Linked DNA regions of Homo sapiens: region 1 is linked to region 2. Evidence: chromatin contacts called from ENCODE Hi-C or POLR2A ChIA-PET data. All regions are on one chromosome and are shown on one strand. Each heading gives the region's core, a stretch centred on a gene start or an enhancer-like site at or near the end of the contact. The rest is flanking DNA. Distances are from core to core; before and after follow the strand shown. Region 1 holds the start of RNF208 (ring finger protein 208). Region 2 has its middle 8.7 kb from the start of DIPK1B.

The links. A loop is a pair of places that touch in the nucleus more often than their neighbours do. ChIA-PET counts read pairs that join two places held with the same protein, here RNA polymerase II (POLR2A). Pooled maps may share reads with other maps.
Region 1: a map with no recorded cell type shows a loop between it and region 2 (4-fold over the local background). The contact joins the promoter of RNF208 here to the enhancer-like site in region 2. A Hi-C loop is called at or near these places in 1 of 37 single-sample maps with no recorded cell type and 1 of 50 pooled maps. POLR2A ChIA-PET finds 5 or more read pairs at or near these places in 2 of 52 experiments (HEK293T and activated B cell).

The regions. Positions count from the first base shown.
Region 1 is chr9:137,218,794-137,226,264 of GRCh38, forward strand. RNF208 (ring finger protein 208) reads right to left here and starts at 3,447. Exons shown (of 2, transcript NM_031297.7): 1 at 3,196-3,447; 2 at 1,466-2,945. The coding sequence starts at 2,419. The coding sequence ends at 1,634. NDOR1 (NADPH dependent diflavin oxidoreductase 1) reads left to right here. Exons shown (of 14, transcript NM_014434.4): 14 at 1-568. It overlaps CYSRT1 (cysteine rich tail 1), which reads left to right and starts at 6,381. Exons shown (of 2, transcript NM_199001.5): 1 at 6,381-6,440; 2 at 6,821-7,471. The coding sequence starts at 6,829. The coding sequence ends at 7,263. LOC122513141 (ring finger protein-like) reads left to right here. Exons shown (of 1, transcript NM_001395982.1): 1 at 1-568. RefSeq lists an enhancer at 1-631 and silencers at 3,000-3,049, 3,990-4,039, 4,350-4,699.
Region 2 is chr9:136,700,077-136,707,644 of GRCh38, forward strand. No RefSeq gene overlaps it. Among named protein-coding and RNA genes, the nearest start is that of DIPK1B, 8.7 kb to the right of the region's middle. RefSeq lists enhancers at 1,094-1,253, 1,294-1,343. Within about 2 kb of position 1,340, at least 3 of the 41 ENCODE cell types and tissues checked have a DNase peak (open chromatin) inside an H3K27ac peak, as active enhancers do.

The DNA of each region.
Region 1 (7,471 bases), core at 2,197-4,696, 520 kb after region 2:
AGAGTCCATGGCTGCACTGCTGCCCAGACACTAGCTGAACCCAAGGACACCAGCGCCCAAGGACAGCTCCTGGAGGAGGCCAGCCCAGCAGGAAAGTCTGTGAGCAGGACCCCATTCACCCTGCGGCAGACGGGCACCGTACTGGCCACGGGCTGACGCCGGCCACACTTCCCCTCCGAGGGCCAGCTGAGCACAGCAGGCATGAAAGCAAACAGAGATACAGCAGTGAGTCAGTTCCTTGGAGAGGGCAGGGACTCCGCCCACCCTGTGTTCAGATAAGGGCCAGTGTGTGTCCCTGAAGGTCAGGCCAGCCGGGGGAGGGGTCCATGCTGCGAAAATTCAGCCTGCAAAGGCTCCTCTCCCCACTTGATCAGGCCCAGACCAGGTGGGGGTTGGCGCTGGCCTGTGTTGCAGGGGACAAGGGCCCACCCAGGCCTTGGAACATAAGCTCTGCCCCTGCACACCCTCATGTCACCACACCTGGGATGGAGACATCAGGTGGCCCAGCGAGAGATGGAGGACTGATCCTGGAACGTGAAGCAGCTTTCAATAAACCAGCTCCTGGGGATGCCATTGTTACTACTTGTCTTTGTTACCCCATCTTCACCATCTGGGCGGGCTTTTTTTTTTTTTTTTTTTTTTTGAGACAGAGCGTCACTTAGTCACTCAGGCTAGAGTGCAGTGGCACGATCTCTGCTCACTGCAACCTCCACCTCCCGAGTTCAAGCAATTCTTTTGCCTCACCCTCCTGAATAGCTGGGATTACAGACATGCACCACCACACCTGGATAATTTTTTTTGTATTTTTAGTAGAGAAGAGGTTTCACCACGTTGGCCAGCCTGGTTTTGAACTCCTGACCTCAGGTGATCCATCCGCCTTGGCCTCCCAAAGTGCTGGGATTACAGGCGTGAGACACCGCACCCAGCCTGGGGCGGGCTCTTCCTCCCACCCAAGTGGTCCAGGTGCCAGACAGGAGGCGCTGGGTCCTTATTCCCCTACCACCATTTCAGCCAGTCTTTGTCCCTAACTCCTGCACATGCCCAAAGGCTACTCCCACACAACCCTGGAAGACCCAGGTGGGTGCTCAGGTCCAGATGGGCACCAGGAGGGAAATCAACTGAGTTGTCCCCCACACAGGCACCCCCACACCATTGAAAATGTCCTCTCTGCCCAGCTGGGGTGTCTCTGCACACCCACCAGGTAGTCCTGCCAGGCGCACACAAGCAGCCCACTCTGTACGTGTGGGGGTTTGCACCGACACAGCCCACCCGGCCCTCCTGAGCTGCATGCACAGCCCAGCCTGGCCCCCAGTGCGCAGGGCAGGCCCAACCCGAGCAGCGCTGGGCCTCTCTCTGGCAGCTCCAAGCTGGGCCCTCTCTGGGTTGCAGCCCTGGGTGCCCACCCTAGGCCCAGGCCTGAGCACAGCCCACAGGAGCAAGCTTCAGTCCAGGAACAGGTGCAAACTTTGGCAAAGAGTTTTAATGGCAAAGTTGGCTGCAGCGACAATGCCACTCGGGGTGGGGCCGGAAGCCATGGTGGGGAAGGAAGGGTCAGCGGGCGGCAGGGCAGGGCCGGGTCCCTGAAGAAGCAGCGAGCGAGGCTCAGCGGGCAGTGGCGGGCAGGCAGGCGCTACTACATGATGGAGCAGGCGGACAGTGGGTTCCGCACGTGGCAGGTGCACGCGGCCCCACAGTACTGCCGGAAGGTCTGGTAGCAGCTGCCCTCGGGCTCAGCCCCCCACTGACCCCCGGATGGGGCCGTCAGCGCCTCAGGCGGCAGGCGGCTCAGGATGGACGTGTTGACAGCCAGCGCGGCCAGGCCGTAGTCGGTGAAGAGCACAGTCTCACGGCGGCAGGTGGGGCAGGAGATGAACTTGTACTTGGGGCAGGACTCGTAGAGAATCTGCAGGCACTGCTCACACACAGAGTGCAGGCAGGACAGCACGCGGGGCCTCCGCTGGGTGACATTGTAGGAGTGCCCACAGGTGGGGCACTCCAGGGGCTCGCCTGCCGCCGCCGAAGAAGCCGCCGAGGCCGAGGGGCCAGGCCGAATCACGTACTGATTCACAATGACCTCATCCTCTGGGGCCACGCGGGGAAAGCCCAGCTCCGAGCTTCCCTTACGGGGCCGCCGTGGCAGTGGCGGGGTATGGGGTGCCCCTTCCAAGGCAGGCATGTCCCCCCCACAGGCCTGGTTGACAATGATCTCTGTGTCTGAGGGCCAGGCACGCTTGGGTGCCAGAGTTGGGGTGGGCCGGGGAGCAGGCGGGAAGCAGGGGGCAGCCGGTAGCTCAGGGAACTTTTCAGGGTGGACAATCTTCATGGCCTCCATCTTGAGGATGACATGGGGACCCTTCAGGCAGGACATGAGGAGGCCCGGCCAGCCACTGCCCGCCTCGGGCCCGGGGTCAGAGGGCATCCGGCTGTCTCCAGTCAGACTGGATGTTCGGGTGGGTGGGGGCGTTGTGTGGGGCTGGGGGGCAGGTGACAGGGCAGCATCCTGGTCCCGCCAGGCCTGGGGGGGGCCCCGGACGGCCCGTGGACTCCTAGGGACAGCCGGCGAGAGTTGGGGGTGCAGGGCCCCCCCCAGTGGCCACAGTGGCTTCTCTGGTCCAGTCCTGGGAGGAGGAGGAAGGGGTGGGGGAGGGGGAGGCAGGCGGGGGCAGGGAGGGGTGGGAGGCTGCCCTGGGCTGGGGGTCTGGCCCAGGGTCTCACCCAGGGTCTCTGGCTGCTGAGGCTGGCGAGGGGGCGCGGGGGGGGCTCCCCCTGCAGCCGAGGTCAGCAGGCCGCGGGCCGGGACATCGGGGCAGGCAGGGGCTGGGTGGGCCCCATGGCTCCAGGACAGGGCGCCCAGGGAAGGCAGCTAGCCGAAGCGCTGGCTGCAGGAGGACCGGGGCGGCAGGCTCCGCGGCAGGAGCAGAGGCGAGGCCTGGGCCAGGCCTGAGCTGCAGGTGAGAGACGGCATGAGGGCAGTGCCCCGGCCACCCCCACCCTAGCCCTCGCCCTGCACAAAGGACCGGGCGCCCGACCTCTGACCCTGACCTCAGCCGTGGGATCCCGACCTCCGCGGGCCTCAGAACCCAACCCCCTCCCCGGTCCCCGCCTCCAAGGCCAGACGCACCTTCCCGAGGGCCGACCCCCGTCGCGTGGGGAGGGGCGCTGAGTCCGCCCCCGGCCCCCGCCCCCTGCGCTCACCTGCCCCAGCCTGGCGTCCCGGCCGCGCGCCGCCGCCGCAGAGGTTGTCTCAAAGGCAGGCCCGGACGCGGCGCCCGCGCCTCGGCCCGGCAGCTCGGGGGGCTCCGGCGGCTCCGGCGGCGGCCGCAGCGACCTCAGGCGATGGCGGGGCCCGGGCGGCACCGAGGGGCGCGGGCGCGGGCGTGGGGCGCGGGGCGCGGGTTTCGGCACGGCGGCGACGGCGGCAGGTGCGTGCGGAGCGTGGCGCGCTCTGCGGCGGAGGCGCGGGGACCGCAGTGCGCGCGGCGCCCGCCCGCGCCCGCAGCGCCACCCCCCGTCTGGGGACCCGCGCGGGGTCCGCGGGGCGGGGCCAGCCTCCCGGCCGCCCCTCGGTCCGCTCCCGGCGTCGCTCTCGCCCGCGGACTGCGTGGGGGGCAGGACCCCCGCGTCGCCCCCAGTTCTCTCCAGGCTGATCCTGGGTCCTGGTCAAGCCCCCGCCCCCCCAGATTCAGGAGGAGAATCCGGCTGTTCTCCTCCCTCACAGTAGGAGGCCTCAGGACTCTGGAGTGAGAGGGAGGGGACCTGCGCGGAGGATCCCAGGGGAGCTGGTTCCAGGGCCCACCGGTGCCTTCCCCCGTCCCCGGCCCCCCGCCCCATGGGAAGGCCCCGAGTCCTCCAGCTCCGCCTGTGCCCGGTGCCGTAGCTCAGATAGATCGCTGTGACTCTAAGGGGCAAGAGCGGGGCGGGCGGAGCGGATCAGAAGGCCGAGGCCGGTGGACGGACGGGTCCGGTGGGAGTGCGCGAAGGACAGGCTGGCAGCCCAGTGCGGGGTGGAGGCGGCCCTGAGGACCGCACCTGCCCGGACAGGGTGGCCCCTGGCACTCCAGCGCGCAGGCCCGGGCCTCTCCGCTTCCTCACCCGGGGCTTCCCTGCCCTCCTGGGTCCGCCTTCTGCCTGTGGAGCCCTCGGGCTTGCTGGTCACCGTGAGGCAGGGGACCAGGGCTTCGAGGGCCTCCGCTGCCACGCTGTGACCAGCTCTGGCCCCGCACCTGGCCCTGGACATCCTGGCCTCCTTCAGCTCCTCTCTCCGCTGGACTGGCCAGACCGCACCTGCTCTAGGCAGAGCCCCAGGGCCTGCAGAGTGCTGAGCCCAGAGGGGACGGTGCCGCTGGTGCGGGAGCTCGCGTGGGCAAAACAGGCTGGAGGAGCAGCCCTGCGCATAGGGTCTGGCTTGGCCCCTCTGTGGGGCCTCGGGCGAGTGTCACTCAGAAGAGCAATAGGGAGAGGTGTGCGGGTGACAGGGGCGCTGCTGGAGGGGTCCTTACGGGGCCCTGGCAAGATGGTGGGGCAACTGAGGCAGCCTGGGCCTGGGGAGGGCCGGGAGCCCAGCTCCGCCGCAGACTCTGCTCACCGACCCGGCGTGCGCCCGAGGAAGCACCAGGCCGCAGGCCCCGCCCCCTCAGCGAGACCCCACCCCGTAGGGGATGAGATCCCGCCCCCGCCACGAGGCCCCGCCCCCCAGGCCAGGCCTTTTCAGACCCGCCATTCAGAGCTGGAGAACCCCAAGCCGAGTATTGGTCACATCCGAACCGGGTCTTTCGGGAAACCCCGGAGCGCGTGGGCTTCTGGGCAATAATATTTCCACGGCCGGTTCCTGCCTTGTTTGCGCATGCGCCATAGGCGCCACTCAAGTGGCAGGCAGGGAGGTGGGCGGGACTTCCGGCGCCTGCGCAGTGGACTTCCGTCGCCGGCCTCTCAAGTTTTGGGTCCCCAGGAGCACCCAGTTCTCCCCAAATCGGGGCCGGGTTGCCTGAACTCATGTCCCGACCGGTCTGACTGGCCCTACACAGGCCACGTCTGACTGGAACCCGCCCTTCCTGGTGCTCCCCTGGGCCCCAAGGGCCCCACTGCCGTGGGTCGTCCCCGCGGCACTCGCCAGTGCCCGCTGCACCCCTGCCTGCGCCGGTGCAGATGGAGCCTGGGTTCGGCTGGAGGCGGGGGGCCCAAGGTGGGGACGCTGGGGGGGCGCGTGTGGCCCCCACGCCCGCCAGCCAGAGGGTAACTGCAGTTTGAGAAATGAGCTAAAAATGTCAGTAGTGTCTAAAGCCCGTGTCACTGATTGTAAGATAAGACCTGTGACAAAACGTGCAAATCAAACATTTTTTATCAGTGAAAAAAGCAGAAAAGCCACTGGGCACGCTGGCTCACGCCTGGAATCCAGCACTTTGGGAGGTGGAGGCAGGCGGATCACTTCAGTCCAGGAGTTTGAGATGAGCCTAGGCAACATAGTGAGACCTACATCTCTATAAAGAATTAGCCGGCGTGGTGGTGCACCTGTAGTCCTTCCAGCTACTCAAGAGGCTGAGGTGGGAGGATCACTAGAGCCCAGGAGGTTGAGGCCGCAGTGAGCCAGATCATGCCACTGCACCCCAGCCTGGATGGCAGAGTGAGACCCTGTCTCAAAAATCGGCCGGGCGCGGTGGCTCACGCCTGTAATCCCAGCATTTTGGGAGGCCAAGGCAGGCGGATCACCTGAGGTCAGGAGTTGGAGACCAGTCTGGCCAACATGGTGAAACCCTGTTTCTACTAAAAATACAAAAAATTAGCCAGGCGTGGTGGTGGTTGCCTGTAATCCCAGCTACTCGGGAGGCTGAAGCAGGAGAATCGCTTGAACCCGGGAGGCAGAGGTTGCAGTGAGCCGAGATCGCGCAGCTGCACTCCAGCCTGGGCAACAGAGCAAGACTCCATCTCAGAAAAGAAGCAGAAAGCCTCCAAGAGCCAATGGCTCTCAAGCATCTTGGTCTCTGCTAAGAAGAGGCTCAGAGGCTTAGAAGCCCTGCCTCGCCGGGGCTTTGAGGTGTGTGAGCAATGGCTGGGGACTGCAGGCCCGGGAATCTGAGGGCCTCACCCCACTTCCTTTCCAGAGCCGTGACCTCAGGCTCACCTCCTGCCCTCCTCTCAGGCAAGCTGCAGATGCCCTTTAGGGCCCAGGCCATGCCCCGGATGTGAGGGGCTGAGTCACTGGTTTGGCAGTGCCCCTCAGAGCCCAGGCCTGGGCTGCCACCCACCTGAGGACGAGGGCTGGGCCAGCTGTCGTGCTCCAGTTGCTGGGGCCTCTTGGGATCTTGGGAACCCCATCTCTGAGCCCCGCCCCATGGCCCCGCCCCTCCCAAGGAGGGAAAAGGCGGCTGCCAGTCGCTCAACTCAGGCACTGGGACCTAGAGCTCAGAAGACCGAGAGGACAGACTGCCGTGTTGCCACCACAGGTAAGCCCTTGGCCGCCGGGACTGCCCTGAACTCAGGGGCACTGCAGGGTCAGCCCCCTTCTCTCCCATCTCTCAGCCTCCCCGACCCCATTCCCAGCTCCATCCCAGGACCAATGCCACCAGGGGAGGGGGAGGATCCCTGGCAGGGGTGGCAGCTGGGAGACACCGGCCCTTGCTGCTTGCTCACACTTGGCTCACACCCATGACACTAGCCTTGCACACACATTTGGAGGTGATGGCACCCCGGCACTGATGCCTTGGGGATGCTGAGCTTGGACGAGGCACGCTGCTCCTGGTGGGGGCTTTCCTGGGCCGCAGGCTCGTGGGCAGCCATCCCACTCCACTGAGTTCATGTCTGTCTTCTCTGCCCACCCCTGCAGGCTGGACCATGGACCCCCAAGAGATGGTCGTCAAGAACCCATATGCCCACATCAGCATCCCCCGGGCTCACCTGCGGCCTGACCTGGGGCAGCAGTTAGAGGTGGCTTCCACCTGTTCCTCATCCTCGGAGATGCAGCCCCTGCCAGTGGGGCCCTGTGCCCCAGAGCCAACCCACCTCTTGCAGCCGACCGAGGTCCCAGGGCCCAAGGGCGCCAAGGGTAACCAGGGGGCTGCCCCCATCCAGAACCAGCAGGCCTGGCAGCAGCCTGGCAACCCCTACAGCAGCAGTCAGCGCCAGGCCGGACTGACCTACGCTGGCCCTCCGCCCGCGGGGCGCGGGGATGACATCGCCCACCACTGCTGCTGCTGCCCCTGCTGCCACTGCTGCCACTGCCCCCCCTTCTGCCGCTGCCACAGCTGCTGCTGCTGTGTCATCTCCTAGCCCAGCCCACCCTGCCAGGGCCAGGACCCAGACTTCAGCAAATGTGGCTCACACAGTGCCGGGACATGCCGGGACATGCGGGGTGGCTGTTGTCATGGGCGTCTGCCCCTTCACACCAGGCACTGGGGCTCAGACCCACCAGGAAGGTGGCCGTTCAGCCCGAGCTCCTGAAACGGAATCCCAGGTCCTGGCTGGAGAGGGACACCCC
Region 2 (7,568 bases), core at 90-2,589:
ATGCCTGTAATCCCAGCTACCTGGGAGGCCGAGGCGGGAGAATCACGTGAACCCAGGAGGCGGAAGTTGCAGTGAGCCAAGATGGTACCATTGCACTCCAGCCTGGGCAACAGAGTGAGACTCCATCTCAAAAAAAAAAAAAAGTGTATAATTTAGCACTTTCAGTTTTTTGCAACGCCTCCAATGTTTTGCAACCATCACCTCCAGAACATTTTCATCCCCCCAAAGGGAAACGCCTTCCCCATAGGCACTCGCTCCCCACTGCTCCCTCCCCCAGCCCATGGCAACCACTCATCTTCGTGTGTCTGTGGATTTGCCCGTTCTGGAAATTTCATAGAAGCGGAATCAGGACCATGTGGACCTTTGTGCCTGGATTCTTTCACTCAGCATGACAGCTTCACGACTCACCCACATAGCCTGGGCCAGAACTTCATTCCTCTGGCCGGGCACAGGGCCTCACGCCTGGAATCCCGGCACTTTGGGAGGCGAGATGGGGGAGGATCACTTGAGGCCAGGAGTTTGAGACCAGCCTGGACAGCATAGTGAGATCCCATCTCTACTAAAAATAAAACGTTAGCTGGGCGTGGTGGTACATGCCTGTAATCCCAGCTACTCGGGAGGCTGTGGCACGAGAATTGCTTGAACCCGGGAGATGGAGGTTGCAGTGAGCCGAGATCGCACCACTGCACTGCAGCCTGGAGGATACAGCAAGACTGTGTCTCCAAAAAAAAAAAAAAAATCAGCCAGGTGTGCTGGCAGGTGCCTGTAATCCCAGCTACTCGGGAGGCTGAGGCACGAGAATCGCTTGAACCTGGGAGGTGGAGGTTGCACTGGGCCAAGGTTGCCCCACTGCACTCCATCCTGGGAGACAGAGCGAGACTCCACCTCAAAAAAAAAAAAAAAAAGCTCATGCTGTCTACAGGGAAAGCCCCTACTGGAGACAGCTGCGCTTGAGTGAGTGGGACTACAGTGCCAACGCTAGGGCTTATTGTGTTGACTGTGGGGTCACCGCGGTTGCCACGTTCCGAGGACACGGTCACTTCCTCGACCGCCTGTCCTGCCTCAGATGAACCTGCATATTTTACAATGAACGTTCAAGACGTCGGTGATAAGGACATGAACAACAGCGACAAGGGCTGTTTTAGAGGAACCCGCCTGAGGTTCCCGGCCCCAGCCTCTCGAAGGACGCAGCTCTGTGCTCAGCCCTGCCTCCCTTGTCTCTCCACCCCCACCTTCCTGTGTGCTTCAGCCCACCTGGGACATCCGAATTTTCTCCAGGAGGAGCGGCAGGTACTAGGGTGATGACAGTTATGAACACGAGTCACAGCCCCGCTCGGTGGGATGGCCTCCTGTGTTCCCTGTGACTCGGACGCTGAACGTTGCTCACACGTTGACAGCATGGAGACGGTTTCACCGTCTGCTACTTTCGAGTTTATTGTGGTGTCTCTCTGCGTCACCCTCATTTTGAGCAGCTGTGGAGGATCCGGGGGCCCCAGCGCCCGCAGGATTCAGGTTTGTCTCCGCCGGCCAGGACATCCTCACAAAGCAGACGTTTCCTCCCCACGGGTCTGGAGGCTGGGGGTGGGGGCGCCCCGTGGTCCGGCTCTGGTGAGGGTCCTCTTCCTGGCAGATCCTGGGAACCCGCCTGAGGTTCCCAGCCCTGGCCTCTCTAAGGATCCAGCCCTTTTCCCCGTTCTCAGCCCTGCCTCCCTTCTCTAGTGCCTTCTTGCTGCGTCCTGACGCGAGGGTGGGATAAGGAATAAGGGGAGGGCACCTGTGCCCTTTCTACTAAGGCCCACCCTCATGACCTCATCCACCCCCAGGCACCTCCCATAGGCTACATCGTCAATACCCTCTCCTTGCAGGTTAGGGCTTCCAGGAAGGAATTTAGTGGGGACACGATTCAGTCCCCCCACTTACACCTTTGCAAATAGCAAGAGAGGGCTGGATATGGTGGCTCACGTCTGTAATCCCAGCACTTTCGGAGGCCAAGGCGGGTGGACCACCTGAGGTCAGGGGTTCGAGACCAGCCTGGCCAACATGGTGAAACTCCATCTCTACTAAAAATACAAAAAATTAGCCGGGCATGGTGGTGCGCGCCTGTAGTCCCAGCTACTCAGGAGGCTGAGGCAGGAGAATTGCTTGAACCTGGGAGGTGGAGGTTGCAGTGAGCCGAGATCGTGCCACTGCACTCCAGCCTGGGTGACAAAAGTGAAACTCTGTCTCGGATAAAAAAAAAAAAAATAGCAAGAGAGGTTCAATCACCTATACATGGAAGGAACACAGGGAGATTGACACACACACACACACACGCACGCGGGCACACACCCATGTGCACACACACACACAGAGCTAAATGACAAAAATGAAAATGGTACCACACTGCACGTGCTGCCCTGCACCTTGATTTTGATACTGCAGTGGGTTAAATGGTGCCCCCCAAAAGATAAGTCCCCCTGGAATGTGTAAATGTAACTTTCTGTGGAAATGGGGTCTTTACAGCTGTAATTAGGTTAAAGACCTCGAGTGAGATCAATTTTGCCTTTTTTTTTTTTTTTTTTTTTTTGAGATGGAGTCTCACTCTGTCACCCAGGCTGGAGTAAAATGGCGCGATCTCGGCTCTCTGCAACCTCCGTCTCCCCGGTTCCCGCGATTCTCCTGCCTCGGCCTCCCGAGTAGCTGGGATTATAGGCGCCCACCACCACACCCAGCTAATATTTGTATTTTTAGTAGAGATGGGTTTTCACCATGTTGGCCAGGCTGGTCTCAAACTCTTGACCTCAGGTGATCTGCCCGCCTCGGCCTCCCAAAGTGCTGGGATTACAGGTGTGAGCCACTGCACCTGTATAGTTCAAGATAGTTTTACAAGATGGAAAAGTTCTGGAGCCAGATGGCAGTGAGGGCTGTACAACAATGTGAACATACCTAATGTCACTGACTGTGTGCTTAAAAATGATTTAGAGGGCCGGGCGCGGTGGCTCACGCCTGTAACCCCAGCACTCTGGGAGGCCAAGGCGGGTGGATCACCTGAGGTCAGGAGTTCGAGACCAGCCTGGCCAACAAGGTGAAATCCCATCTCTACTAAAACTACAAAAAATTAGCTGGGCCTGGTGGCAGATGCCTGTAATCCCAGCTACTCGGGAGGCTGAGGCAGGAGAATTGCTTGAACCAGGGAGGCGGAGGTTGCGGTGAGCCGAGATCACACCACAGCACTCCAATCTGGGCGACAAGAGCGAGACTCTGTCTCAAAAGAAAGAAAGAGAGAAAGAAAAGATGTGTCTCTGCGAGCAGAAGGTCTTGCCGCTCTGACAGTCACAGATGTGTAGGTCTCCTGACCGCAGCTGCACTCCCACCGAGGGCAGAAACTAGGAAGTCCTTGGAGCTTTGGTTCCCTTGACAGATGGGGGTGGAGCCCCCAGTGTTATTAAGGAGGCATGGCCCAGCTGCTCCTGCACCTTTCCAGCCAACTCTAGATCTGTCCTGGGGGCACAGTGAAAGGTCTCTGAAGTCTGTGGCATGTCCTGCTGCTCTAAGGGGGGCTCTGGCCCATTTCAGGAGGTTTTGCTGACAGACAAACTCACAGGAAGCCACAGTTGAGACACGGGGTTTGCAGTCCTGGTGAAGGGAAAGTGACTGTCCTAGTCAGCTTTGACAAAACACCACAAGCCAGGTGGCTTACAAACAATGGAAATGCATTTCTCACAGTGATGGAGGCCAGAAAGTCCAATATCGAGGTGCAGGCAGATTCCGTGTCTGGTGAGCGCCCGCCTCCTGATAGACGTCACGTGGTGAATGCAGTCAGGGGTCTCCTGGCAGCCGGGGTGGGGGTCTCTTCTTTTTTTTTTTTGAGATGGAGTTTCGCTCTTGTTGCCCAGGTTGGAGTGTAATGGCGCAATCTTGGCTCACTGCAACCTCCGCCTCCCGGGTTCAAGTGACTCTCCTGCCCCAGCCTCCCGAGTAGCTGGGATTACAGGTGCCCGCCACCACCCCAGGCTGATTTTTGTATTTTTAGTAGAGACGGGGTTTCACCATGTTGGCCAGGCCGATCTCGAACTCCTGACCTCAGGTGATTCACCTGCCTCGGCCTCCCAAAGTGCTGGGATTACAGGCTTGAGGCCCCGTGCCCGGCCAGGGGTCTCCTTTATAAAGGCCCTGATCTCATTCATGAGAACTCCACCCTTATGACCTTGTCACCTCCCAAAGGCACCACCTCCCAAAACCATCTATATTAGTCCATTCTCACATGGGTACAAAGAAATACCTGAGACTGGGTAATTTAGAAAGAAAAGAGGTTGAATTGGCCCACAGTTCCTCAGACTGTACAGAAAGCATAGCGGCTTCTGCTTTTGGGGAGGCCTCAGGAAACATCATCGTGGCAGAAGGTGAAGGGGACACAGGTGTGTCCTACGTGGCTGGAGCAGGAGGAAGAGGCACCACTGAATTTTATTTATTTATATTTATCTATTTATTTATTTTGAGATGAGTTTTGCTCTTGTCACCCAGGCTGGAGTGCAGTGACACGATCTTGACTCACTGCAACCCCTGCTTCCCAGGTTCAAGCGATTCTTCTGCCTCAGCCTCCCGAGTAGCTGGGACTACATGCACCTGCCACCATGCGTGGCTAATTTCTGTATTTTTGGTAGAGAAGGACTTTCACCATGGTGGCCAGGCTGGTCTGGAACTCCTGACCTCAGGTGATCTGCCCGCCTCGGCCTCCCAAAAGGCTGGGATTACAGGCGTGAGCCACCATGCCCTGCCCGGCTAGATTAAAGTTGTTTAAAGCAAAATAAGGAGCAGTCATTGCCTGAGGCCGTCTCTGTACTGGGAGTTCCCACTAACCAACAACAACTTTATTCAGTAGTTTGTTAACAGATAGCCAGGTTTCAACCAATCAATCACGGGCAGCCAACCAATCAGACCACACCCAAATAAGGCAAAGGTCTTGAGTTATTTCTTTTCTTTTTTTTTTCTTTTTCTTTTTTTTTTTTTTTTTTGAGACAGAGTCATGCTCTGTTGCTCAGGCTGGAGTGCAGTGGTGTGATCTCGGCTCACTGCAACCTCCGCCTCCTGGGTTCAAGCGATTCTCCTGCCTCAGCCTCCCGATTAGCTGGGATTACAGGTGCACACCACCATGCCCAGCTAATTTTTGTATTTTTAGTAAAGACGGGGTTTCACCATGTTGGCCAGGCTGGTCTTGAACTCCTGACCTCATGTGATCTGCCTGCCTCGGCCTCCCAAACTGCTGGGATTACAGGTGTGAGCCACGGTGCCTAGCCTGGCCTTGAGTTATTTCCGTACTTCACTTCCACATTCAGCCTGTAAAAGCCTGCTGCTCACACTGCTAAGACAGAGCTCCCAGAGCCTCTTCCACCTTTGAGTGCTGCCTGATTCATGCCTCCTTTAATGCTCAAATCAACTCTGTTACATCTATTTTGTCTAAAGTAGGAAGAATCCTCAAATAAGATTGCCACTGGGACACCAAGCTCGAGTTGGCCAAATGGTGCAAACTCCACAGATCCAGCTGAAAACAACATGGCAATGGCTACTAAGCCATGGGGCTCCCAAAACTGAAGTAGATGGGTCAGCTGTGAGAAGCTCACTGCCTGGTACGGAGCATTGGATGGATTGAAAATCATGGAACAGTCCCTGGCTGAGTCATGAGCCGTTGCCACGCTGCCTGAAAATAAACGCAGAACCTTGTTCATGGACTTCCTCCTTCCACCTCTCACCCCCCTCCACTTACGTTAGGAAGAAAGATGATTAGAGGTTCCCAGGCCGTGGGCACCATCCAAGTGTGCTGGAGAACTTGGAGGAGAAGAAGAACTCAAACTTTATGGCTCTGTCGGATATGAGTAGCCCACATCACTCTCCTGTTTGGACCAGTGGAAGGAAAAGTTCTCTGGATTCCGCTCACCGGATTTGTGCACGGTTTGAAATGGGGAGTGAAGGCTGATGTGATCTTGTGGGTGTGGCATTTTGGGCCAATTCGATGCCCTGTTTTTGATGCTTCTATGTGTGTGTTGCCGCGTAGGAGCTGTGTTTCATCCCCATACTTCCATCCTGTACGTGCCAGAGGGGACTCTCCCTATTGGCAAGCACTGAATGCAGAGAAGGGCCAGTGGGATGTGTGAATCTCTCTGCAACCCGCTTTCAGGGCGGGTACAGAATCCCAGAAGCGGTACAGAATCCCAGAGGGAAAAAGGCGCATCAGAGGTTTGATTGAGGGATTAAGGGCAGTAGGGGGACTAAGAGATGAAATATGGGGCTGGGCGTGGTGGCTCACGCCTGTAATCCCAGCACTTTGAGAGACTGAGGCCGGTAGATCACTTGACACCAGGAGTTAGAGACCAGCCTGGTCAACATGGTGAAACCCCGTCTCTACTAAAAATACAAAAAAATTAGCCAGGTGTGGTGGCGGGCACCTATAGTCCCAGCTATTCGGGAGGCTGAGGCATAAGAATCCCTTGAACCCATCACTTGAACCCGGGAGGTGGAGGTTGCAGTGAGCCGAGATCGTGCCACTGCACTCCAGCCTGGACAACAGGGTGAGAGTCTGCCTCAAAAAAATAAAGGCTGGTCGTGGTGGCTCAAGCTTCTAATCCCAGCACTTTGGGAAGCCGAGGCGGGTGAATCATCTGAGGTCAGGAGTTCAAGACCAGCCTGGCCAACATGGAGAAACCCAGTCTCTACTAAAACTACAAAAATTAGCTGGGCATAGTGGCGGGCCCCTATAGTTCCAGCTACTCGCGAGGCTGAGGCAGGAGAATCATGTGAACCCAGGAGGCAGAGGCTGCAGTGAGCCGAGATCACGCCACTGCACTCCAGCCTGGGTGACAATCACTGGGTGACACTCCGTGTCAAAAAAAAAAAAAAGAGATGAAATATGGCAACACAACATCCCTGAGTGGCCAGTGGAGCAGGTAAGAGCTGCTGGTGGCTGACAGTGGATTACCACCAACAGAAGTCAGCCATTGCTCCCAGAGCCCTAGCTGTCCTACACACTGTGACCATACCGAGCCCATCACGTGGGCTCCGGGTACTTGGTACACTGTCTTGGATCCTGCCAATGCCTTTTTGCCACACCACTGGCAGGGGAGGAGCAAGACCAGCTTGCATTCACATGGCCAGGTCTCCAATACACTTAGGTGTGTTCCCCGTACACGCCCCGCCACTGGCCACCTGTGGGCAGGTTAGGACTTCTGATGTCCACAGGTGCCATGATACAGATGATGTCCTGCAGGTTGGCAGCTCAGAAGCCTTGGGTCTCTAGAACTAGACAACTAGACGGGGGTACTCTCATACCTCCCTGTCCACAGAGGCAGGCAAAACATCAACAGCGTCCAGTGGCTGCCTCACCAGGTGGAGTTTCTTGGGATGAGGTAGGTGGAGGTGGGTCCACAGCACTCACTGCCTCAGCCAGTCAAGGAAAACCTGTTGTCTCTTTGCTCCCTCATCTCACCCAAAAGGACAACCCAGCACTTGATTGGACTGTGTGGGTGTTGGAGACAGGATGTGCTTCATTTGGGCATTCGACTTGGCTTCTTAAATTAGTGAATCCAGGTCGGGCG